Linked DNA regions of Mus musculus: region 2 is linked to region 1. A link is a contact called in ENCODE Hi-C data. All regions are on one chromosome and are shown on one strand. Each heading gives the region's core, a stretch centred on a gene start or an enhancer-like site at or near the end of the contact. The rest is flanking DNA. Distances are from core to core; before and after follow the strand shown. Region 1 overlaps Map3k5 (mitogen-activated protein kinase kinase kinase 5). Region 2 holds the start of E030030I06Rik (RIKEN cDNA E030030I06 gene).

What was found. Hi-C counts contacts between places; a loop is a spot of excess contacts on that map.
Region 2: a map of T-helper 1 cell shows a loop between it and region 1 (6-fold over the local background). The contact joins the promoter of E030030I06Rik here to the enhancer-like site in region 1. A Hi-C loop is called at or near these places in 2 of 37 maps with a recorded cell type or tissue (T-helper 1 cell and T-helper 17 cell).

Annotation. Positions count from the first base shown.
Region 1 is chr10:20,004,687-20,009,216 of GRCm38, reverse strand. The region is part of intron 2 of Map3k5 (mitogen-activated protein kinase kinase kinase 5); the gene reads right to left. Among named protein-coding and RNA genes, the nearest start is that of Map3k5, 72 kb to the right of the region's middle. Within about 2 kb of position 2,249, at least 2 of the 3 ENCODE cell types and tissues checked have a DNase peak (open chromatin) inside an H3K27ac peak, as active enhancers do.
Region 2 is chr10:22,146,379-22,151,048 of GRCm38, reverse strand. It overlaps E030030I06Rik (RIKEN cDNA E030030I06 gene), which reads left to right and starts at 1,779. Exons shown (of 2, transcript NM_001254745.1): 1 at 1,779-2,560. The coding sequence starts at 2,037.

The sequences.
Region 1 (4,530 bases), core at 1,000-3,499:
TTAATTTTTTAACCCTAAGGAAATCTTTCCTATCTGATCCAGAAAGTGAGAACCTAACTTGTTTGCCTCACGAGATCACACCTTAAAACTAAGTGACATAAATGTGTGGTTACCTCAAAGCTATGTGCAATGTGGGGTATTAATCACACCGAAGCAAGCGACTTATATCAGGTCTGGGAACACGGTGCATCTGCGTTGTTCATGGGTAGGAATAAAGCAATATGAGAAATGTTTAACTTTCACTTAAAAAAAAATAGTTCGAAACTCAAGTTCTATTACACCAAAGCTGTCATAACACACATTCAATGCTCCCCCTTCCTCCTCCTCTCCCCCTCCTCTTCCTCCTCCTCTTCTTTTTCCCTATCACTTTTTTCCATGTTTAAAACTTCTGTGGGAAACTCTGCTGTTGGTAGGTACACTCTCTCTGTTGGGTCTCATGAGTGACGTCTGAGCCCCACAGCACTGTCAGCCTCTCAACACTGACTTCACGTTGTACTGTGTTGCTATTACCAGCTTTCTCCTTCTGCCACCAACTACCTCTTCCAGTAATGCTTAATTAAACCAAATTATTCTGGTGAACATTTCTATATTTTTAAATATATATATATTGTTAAAAAGTTGTAGGTGTGATGATTTTCTGTACAGAGAGTCACACTTGACATAGGAAATTGCTGGTAATTTCGAAGATGAGGAACCCAAAGAAGATGACAATTAAACTGCCATGACAATGAGATTCTACAGGAAGGGCCATCATATAATGAACAAGATGGTTTGCTCTGCCTTTCCTGCCCTTTAAGGTATTCGAATTCACATCCTCTAACTGGAGTCTCTCCAAATGATGACAGTAACTGGTGTGGCACCTTCCAGTTCCTGTGAAGCCTGCCTTTTCTTTCCCCTTTGACAAATGGTAATCAGAGGCTAGATGGAGTGGGTGGGTAGGTGGGGTGGGAGTGGATCTTACGAGAGTTTGTTTAATTCACTCTACAGCTAATGCCTTACAAGATGCAACATTGCTGATTCCCTATCATTTTAAGATCCTTTGAGAAAAATATCTATAAAGCCCTGGTATGCACATGGTCTCTGTGCTCCTACCCCAAATTGCCTCTTTCCCAGTTTGAGAAGGAATGACTACAGCTCAGATGAAAGTAATTCTGAAACAAGTAAAATGGCACCCATCATAAGTATATGTCATAGAGAACTTTCTGTGATATCCACTGTAAGTGTATGGGATAAAGGGTTTCCTGCGACATAGGAAATGCATGGGAATGGAATACTTCCTGTGGCATTGTAAGTATATGGGATATAGAGTTTGCCCCAGACCAGGTCCCAATGCAAATTTAAAAACTGCTGATTCTAGATAATAGCTGGTGACCATGTTAGAATTCATCTGAAGGCTCCACAGGCTGTTTAAAGGGGTGGGGCCCGTGCTTCCAGCTCACTAATTGCAAGAGGATTTTATAGGGTCACATTTTAAATGACTTTTAAATGAGTACTTTGTACAAAGTTGAAATATTTAAAGTGCTAGTGGAAATCCATTAGTAATTTAAGAGTCATATACTTTGAAAAAATTAAAATTTAGTATAACAGAACTTTTAAGTATATTCCAGAAAGGCAAAGCTTTTAAGAGAAGGGAGCAGCACTGCAGGACTGGAGAGGAGGGGAGGGAGAAGTGTGGTTTTATAAATTTTTTTTTAAGATTTATTTATTGATTATATGTAAGTACACTGTAGCTGTCTTCAGACACTCCAGAAGAGGGAATCAGATCTTGTTACGGATGGTTGTGAGCCACCATGTGGTTGCTGGGATTTGAACTCCAGACCTTCGGAAGAGCAGTCGGGTGCTCTTACCCACTAAGCCATCTCACCAGCCCCGGTTTTATAAATTTAAAAGCATTTTGGAATCTGAGTGGCTTTACACAGCACAGGTAAGAATTCAGTTTACATTTTGAAATACTTGTAATAAATATCACTCTGATGTTCTAATTTACCTCAAACTAGCATAAATATCAAAATGTAAAATATGGGTATCATAACTCTAAATCATGTCTATTTATTTCAGTTATATAAAAATGTGCACCTGAAACCCAGATTTAATGTCCAACTTCCTAGACAAGGTTTAAAGGAAATTAAGTTCCTCTGTCCCTGCAGAACAAGATCACAGGCCAAGGGTGGCACAGAACGGCTTGAAAGGGCAATGACGGTAACTAACCAAGGATTAACCACACTGCAGCATGTGGCAGAATCGCCTTTACGGCTGACTAAGGTTCCATCAGTCGTACAGAATGCTCACCCACTTGCCATCAAAATACAGCTTTGCCACTCCCCCTTTTCAGTTATCTTGTTTCCTAGAAACACAGGCATACAAATATTTCTTTCATGTCTTGCTCTTAATCCTTTTGTGTACCCAGCCAGAAGGAAGATTGCTGGATCCTGCTGGGAATCTATTTTTAATGTCCTAAGGAACTGCTCTGCTGTTTAAAAGCAGCTTATTTTTAAGAGATGACTTAATGACGTTGTTACAAATTTGGGTTTGTGCACATGAGATTTCTAGTGTCACTTCTAGAGAGATGCTGATCAGATGGCGACCAGAAGATAATAGAGAGGGCATGTGGGGTCAGTCGAAACACACGCACCATGTCCAGCCAGAGTATGTGGTAAACACAGACAGACTGCCACGGACAACAGTTGCATTTGGCACGAGCTGCATCACCATCGGCCATGAGCTTGCTCATCTCGGGAGAATCATTTCCTCTACCGTGGAACAAGTGGGAGAAAAGCAGATGCTCGCTCGGAAAGAGAAAAAGATGCATCTGAGACCTCCAGTCACAGCCGGAACAGGAGGGAAAAGAAACTAACAATATTTGGGAATTCAAATGCCCAAAATGTATTCAGTTATCCTGGCGTACATAGGCATAGACAATCATTTCCTTCAGAACTGTTAATTATCAAGTATTTCAATATAAAATGTCTAAAATATGAGCATGTGCCTCCCCTGTGTACTCCCTAAACTTACATTACATCAGAGATGTGACTTCTTACCCCTCACCTCAATCCCTCTCCTAACAGGTAATTATTCTCAATTCCCAAGCACACTTCTACCCATCCCTAATGCAAACATTTGATGCATAGTCATGCACATTATATTTTAGATAGCTGCTACGATGCCTTAAACATATACTATGATTTCACATATGACCATAAAATATACCGATGTACATCTGTAGCATTCTAGTTGACCCACCTTAAGAGCTCTATAGTAGTCCATTAAATAACTACCACAAGGTATTTAGTCATTCCCCTAGTAGGTATTTACTCTTTCCTTTGCAGAGAAGGAGAATTATAAACTACGTTACATAGAACTCCTTGATGGTATTTCCTTACTTGTGTGAGCCATGTTTTCTACGATACATATCCAGGGTCAAAACTGTCCCATCTCAGGATGTTATTAGTCATTGCCAAACTGCTCTTTTAGAAGTTGTGCCAATGTATCTCGCTGCCGCCGGGAGAATGTCCTGGTTACCCTCCTGGTTACCACAGCGCTGCCTGGATTACAAGTGGGTTTCTGGGTTTCAGTTTTGGTTTTGGTTTTGGTGCAGGGCTGCAGAGGCAGCTCTTGGTAACTGGTCCACACCCCAGGCATCTATGAGAGCCTTTAGCATCTAACCATCTTATGCTGCTCATCAGTGTTTGTTTATTTCTTCATTCTACTCTGTTGTACAAGCAGATCCAATGTGGGTAGGAGGTGTCCTCAGATGAAGGGAAGGAGAAAGACAAGAAGCACAGGGGCTACGGGTTTTATCTTAATAGAATTGCTGGTGATGAAAGAAATGGTTGTTGGGACCCAGAGAAACAATATCCCAGAGTAACATGCTATGTTGGGCACTCTGAACTAAAAGGTAGTCTCAGAACCAAGGTCTCTCTGACCTTAGTGTGTGTGTGTGTGTGTGTGTGTGTATGTATGTGTGTGCGCACGCGCACTTCTGTGTCTGTCTCTCTATGTCTCTGTTTCTGTCCCTGTGTCTGTCTGTCTGTCTCTCCCTCTCTGGAGTGCACTCCCACCTCCACCTCTCCCCACCCCACCCCCAATGTCCTTATCTATTTAAAAAGCCAGCTCCTCTAGAAGATCAATGAGCAGTAAGAAAGTCTAGAATTGAAACCACATGGCACATTCGGAGCCCAGGTGAATGTCTGTTCTTAGGCCTATTTATCACCCCTAAACGTATGTGTCATTCAATGCCCTGGATGCAGCTCAGTGACAGAGTACTTGGGCGCAACATCATGCCCTGGGGTGAATATCCTGCACAGAAAACCAAAACACTGATAACCATCCCAGGCAGAGGAGAGGCTTGGAGGTTAAAGGGCTTGCCATCTAAGTTTGAGGACCTCAGGTCAGATCCCCAGAAACCTACATGTGTGCCGGGTGAGCACAGCCCACCTGTGATTGCTGTTTCTAAGTAGCAAGACCAATGTTGCTAACAAGCTTTGGGTTTCACTGAGATATCCTACCTCAATGAAAAAATGTATACATCAA
Region 2 (4,670 bases), core at 530-3,029, 2.1 Mb before region 1:
CGTTTATTTCCCCTGTGCAAGTTCCCTCTGTAGCCTCCCGAGGGGTGTGGGTATGGGCCCCATCTTCCCAACGAAGGAGTAAAATGTTCGCCCAGGCTTCCTGCTGGCTACCCGTCAGGCGCGTTAAGCAAGGAGTGTAGTGCACACAGCCCACCGGAATTGAAGCCGCACGCGTGCACTCTTGCTTCACGCCCCAAGTTTACTTTCCTTATTTAAAGCCTTGCAGTTCAAATGCACACCCTGGGCAGGAGCAGCACGGGGCTCCGCGGCGCATTCGTCCTGTGGACGTGGGCGTTATCTGTGCGGGCGCATCTGCCTTTGCGCACACGAGCGGGTCGCGGTCCCCAGGCCTCCCCTCGCTGAGCTGGTGGGGACCCTTTGGCAAGGCTTCCGGAGAAGCTCGTGAAGGATTTCATTCAGTGCTAAGACAGAGAGCTGAGACAGAAAGCAGAAGGAGGCGGCTGCAGCCTTTGTAGTCGCGGAGGAGTGCAGAAAGGTTGAAGCACTATGTCAAACTTTTTTGAAATGGGGTCAAGTCACATTTAGCCAGCGTGGTAAAGCAACAACAACAACAACAAAAGTGGAGGAGGAGAGGGGGCTAGGGACCGCCGCTCCGGTCTGGGTGTGCGTGTGCTGCCCCCTCCGGGAGCCTGGGCTGGACAGGGGCGCCAAGGCCATTGCTCCCGCTACCTATGTGGCCCTCGACCCCCGGGAGAGGCCTGGAGGGTCCTTTATGCAGCTTTTTAGGAAAGCTTTCAAAGGAGCCTGGGGTGTCCCTGCCTTGTCCAGGTGGTGCTATGCTCGCACCCAGTGGGGGTCGCGCCATGTGTTCTTTAATTCCAGGCGGAAGAGCGAGCGGGGGAGGAGGGGTGCGGGGCAGGTAAACGCATGGGGACCTTTCCGGATACGCGGCTGTAGTGGAACAAGGTCCAGACCAGACTAAGGCCGCGGTGGGACGGGAAGGCTCACTCGGTCTTCCCTAAACAACAGAACGGGGATGGGACGCCCGACCGCGCCTGGGACCTAGCCTCCAGCCTTTGGAGAACAGAGCGACTGTCTTGGCTACCAACATTCAGCCGCCAAGGATACCGGGCGGGGGTTCTGAAGTCGCGATACAAGGGAGACCTAACCCTTCTCACACCCGGGAGACCTACGTTTACTGCCCCCACCCCCACCGTCGTAAGGGCGGTTGCTTTTGCACGGGTTGAAAACTTAAGGACCAGTCCCGGTTAGCTAGCAAAGTCCCGAAGTTACTTTTCAGGACAGGACAAGCAAAAGTGTGACGGACCTGCCTTTCCCATACCCTTGCGATCTTTGTGTGTGTGTGTGTGTGTGTGTGTGTGTGCACGCGCGCGCGCGGGAAAGGGAGCAGGACACTTCTCCCCTTCCAGGGCCCCTTGCTCTCCCACCTCTAGTAGCCCCAGCCCTCCCCTACCAGATGGTCTGTCCTCCCTGAGTTTCCACAAGGGAGGTCCTCGGCGATTCGGAGGCAGAATTTCGTCTCCCGCTAAGCTTGCCATACCCCAAAGACCGTTTGTGAGAGCGAGTCTCTTTCAAATGTCTCCCTGTAGAAAAACTGAAAGTAGAAAGGAAGCAATCTCCGAGCAGATGTCTGACCACCCCTACTCGCATACTCGCAGCATTGGGTTACAGGGTCCTAGGAGCCCCAACCCCGCTCTGCGACCCCACATGGGTGAACCCCCGGTGCTTTCACGCCAGTTCCGAACTCCCCCAGGTCGCCCCGTACTCCGCGCGACGAGTCAGGGAGGGCAGCTGAGAACAACGATATAGGTATAAATATTGAGCCGTGACACTGATGCGCCCGGCGCCCCCCTCCCCCGCACTCCGGGCACACTCTGGGCTGCTCCGCACGCCCCCTCTTGTCCCGCTGCGTCCCGCTCGGCGCTCATCCCCAAGGGGCCCCAGCAACCTCTTCCTTTCAAAGACAGCACGAGCCGTGCTGGGGAAGAAAAGTAACTTGGTTTTTCTCCGAGAAACCTGGCCGGATTAGGCAGCCAGGGCGAGTAGAGGGGAGAATGAGGGGAGCTGGTGGAACCCGATGGAAGTCTCCCGGGCAGTCTGATCACACTTTCTCCTTGTCCTCCGGTCTCCTCCTCCTAGGTGCAGAGATTGTGGGCAGACTACGTAATCGCTGCGGAGGGGGAAGAGGAGGGATCTCCGGCGGCGGCGGCAGGGCGCGGAGACTCAGCTGGGCGGAGTTTCGCGGCTGCGCCCGGCTTGCGCCCGCGGGCGAGAAGGTCGGTCCGTCTAGCCCGGGGGCCCCCGAGGCGTGTAAGTCAGAGAGTACGCACCCCGGTTCCTCTGTGCCGCACCGACAGCCTGCAGCCAGCAAGGAGAAGGACAGCCTGGGTGGCGCCGATCAGAGTACGAGTGCTTGGCAGAGATCGGCGAAGGCCCCCGACCTGAAGAATGGCGGCCGCTTCCTGATTCCGAAGCGCCAGCGAGTACAGACCAGTGAGGAGGACTTGCGGCTCTCCACCGTCCGTGAGGTGGCGGTGCTGAGGCACCTGGAGACCTTAGAGCAACCCTACGTGGTCAGGTGAGCCTGGAGCCCTGGCTATGGGGTCCGGGAATGTGCTGGGCAAGGGGCGGCTGGTTGCCCAACTAAAGTTAAGAGTTGAGTTTCCTCAGATAAAACCGGTGACCCTGCTAGACAGGCAGAAAAAGAGACCTGCGGTGGCTCCCCTCCCCCTCCCACACCGCTCTGCGTGCCCCAAGGGGTCTGGGGGCTTTGGGTGTCTTTTAGGGACAAAACCAGACAACCCCAAGCCCTCTAGGACTCAGTCTACAGAATCTTCCTGGGCTGGGTGTTAGTTTTGTTTTTTGGTTTTTTTTTTTTTTCTGTTTGTTTGTCTTTTGGTTTTTTGGGGTTTTTTTTTTTTTTTTTGGTTTTTTGTTTGTTTGTTTGTTTGTTGTTGTTTTTCGAGACAGGGTTTCTCTGTGTATCCCTGGCTGTCCTGGAACTTACTCTGTAGACCAGGCTGGCCTAGAATTCAGAAATCCGCCTGCCTCTGCCTACCAAGTGCTGGGATTAAAGGCGTGCGCCACCACGCCCGGCTCCAATATAGTTAGACTTATAAGTACATTTTTACTTTTTTTTACTACATTTTAATTTTAATTACTACATAAATAAGTAAAAAGCCAATGTAAATAAAGGCCCCCATTGTGCCTATGCTTTAGTTGGGTGGCAAGGGTACATGGGGTGCAACAGCAAAAGATAATGAGACGAGGGAGAATGAGTCTTCTAGAAAGTCAGGTTTTACTAAAAGTGGATTACCATCTGTGTGTCTGTCTGTCTGTCTGTCTGTGTCTTGCACTTCAGAGAGGTCTGTGATCCTGAAAGTTGCTTGCTGGCTTTGAGTCACTCACTACCCTAGAGGATCACTACAGCTGTAGCAAAGGATGAATTTCAACATTAGAATTTAGTATCAAATTTCGTTTGTCTGTTACCTGTGGGGTGTCCAGATAAAAGGTAACAGTCATGTATGTAAATACAAAGTAGCATTCTTCCAAACAAACACCCTTGTATAACCAATCATTGAGTGCAGGTCAATACAAGTCCCTCTAACAGAAGAGTTTTGGCTAGCTGGCTCACCCTGTTCTCCTGTTTTATCCTCTTGTGTCTGGTGTGTCTCTAGATGGTTTTTAGTTGATCCCACAGTAGGAATTTGAATTGTGAATTCAGGAGCATCTGCTTATATGCAAAAAGAAGATGCGCTTTCTAAATTTATTTTACCTCGTTTGACACCTGCCTACTTAGAGTTGTGAGGATAAAGCAAGAGCATAGGTGAAAATCCTCTAAATTTAAAGCCACTTCGGGCACTGGATATGTCAGAGTTTATCAGATCCTTGGCCTAGAACAGGTCCCCGGGAAGGCATAATTCTCCGTCTGACATTTTTACAGAACAAATCAGATTCCTGTTTAGACACAGCAAGACTTGTGTAAGTCCAGCTTGGTGAGTTTTATCATATATATATATATATATATGAATATGGAAGAGGGCTTATGTACAGAGGCAGAAGACCTGTGTCATCGAAGCCCACCCCAGCATGGGTGACAGCTCACAAGGCTGATACCCTAGAGCATACTGTACACTTGCAGTCAGCTCACCGGATTGGAGATTGAGCCTTCCAGGAACCTCCGTTGGTTTCAGACTCTACCAAGCAGCTAGGCTGGTTTCTGCGTTTTGTCTGCTCTGAGTCATTTGCTGATGTGACTCTGCTCTCCTGAGAGGGACACTCATCTCTTACTTGCTTATATGGCAAGGAGGAGCCTAGTGAATCTGCTTAGTTTCAGGGACTTCCTGAAACCCTATTCTGAATTGTTTACTTTCCTGCTTAAGGAGCTTCCTGTCAGATGGGATGTTTTAATCTTGGAGGAGACTGTTACACAGCAGGGACCAAGAAGCTACTTGGGCACCCATACCCTGAATTTGTTAGCAAAGAAAATTGATTGACTATGCGATGAGATTAGTGAAATGACCCTGTGTTTAACTAATAGCATCATCCTCACAAGCCGCCACCTCTGTCACCTTTGGTTTTCTTCCTAGTTTTTTCCACTACCCATCCGCCACTCCTGCACCCAACGACATATGTGGCTAAACTAGAAATTCTTACTGTAGAGGTTTGTGTTTTTAGGGACAGTCTTA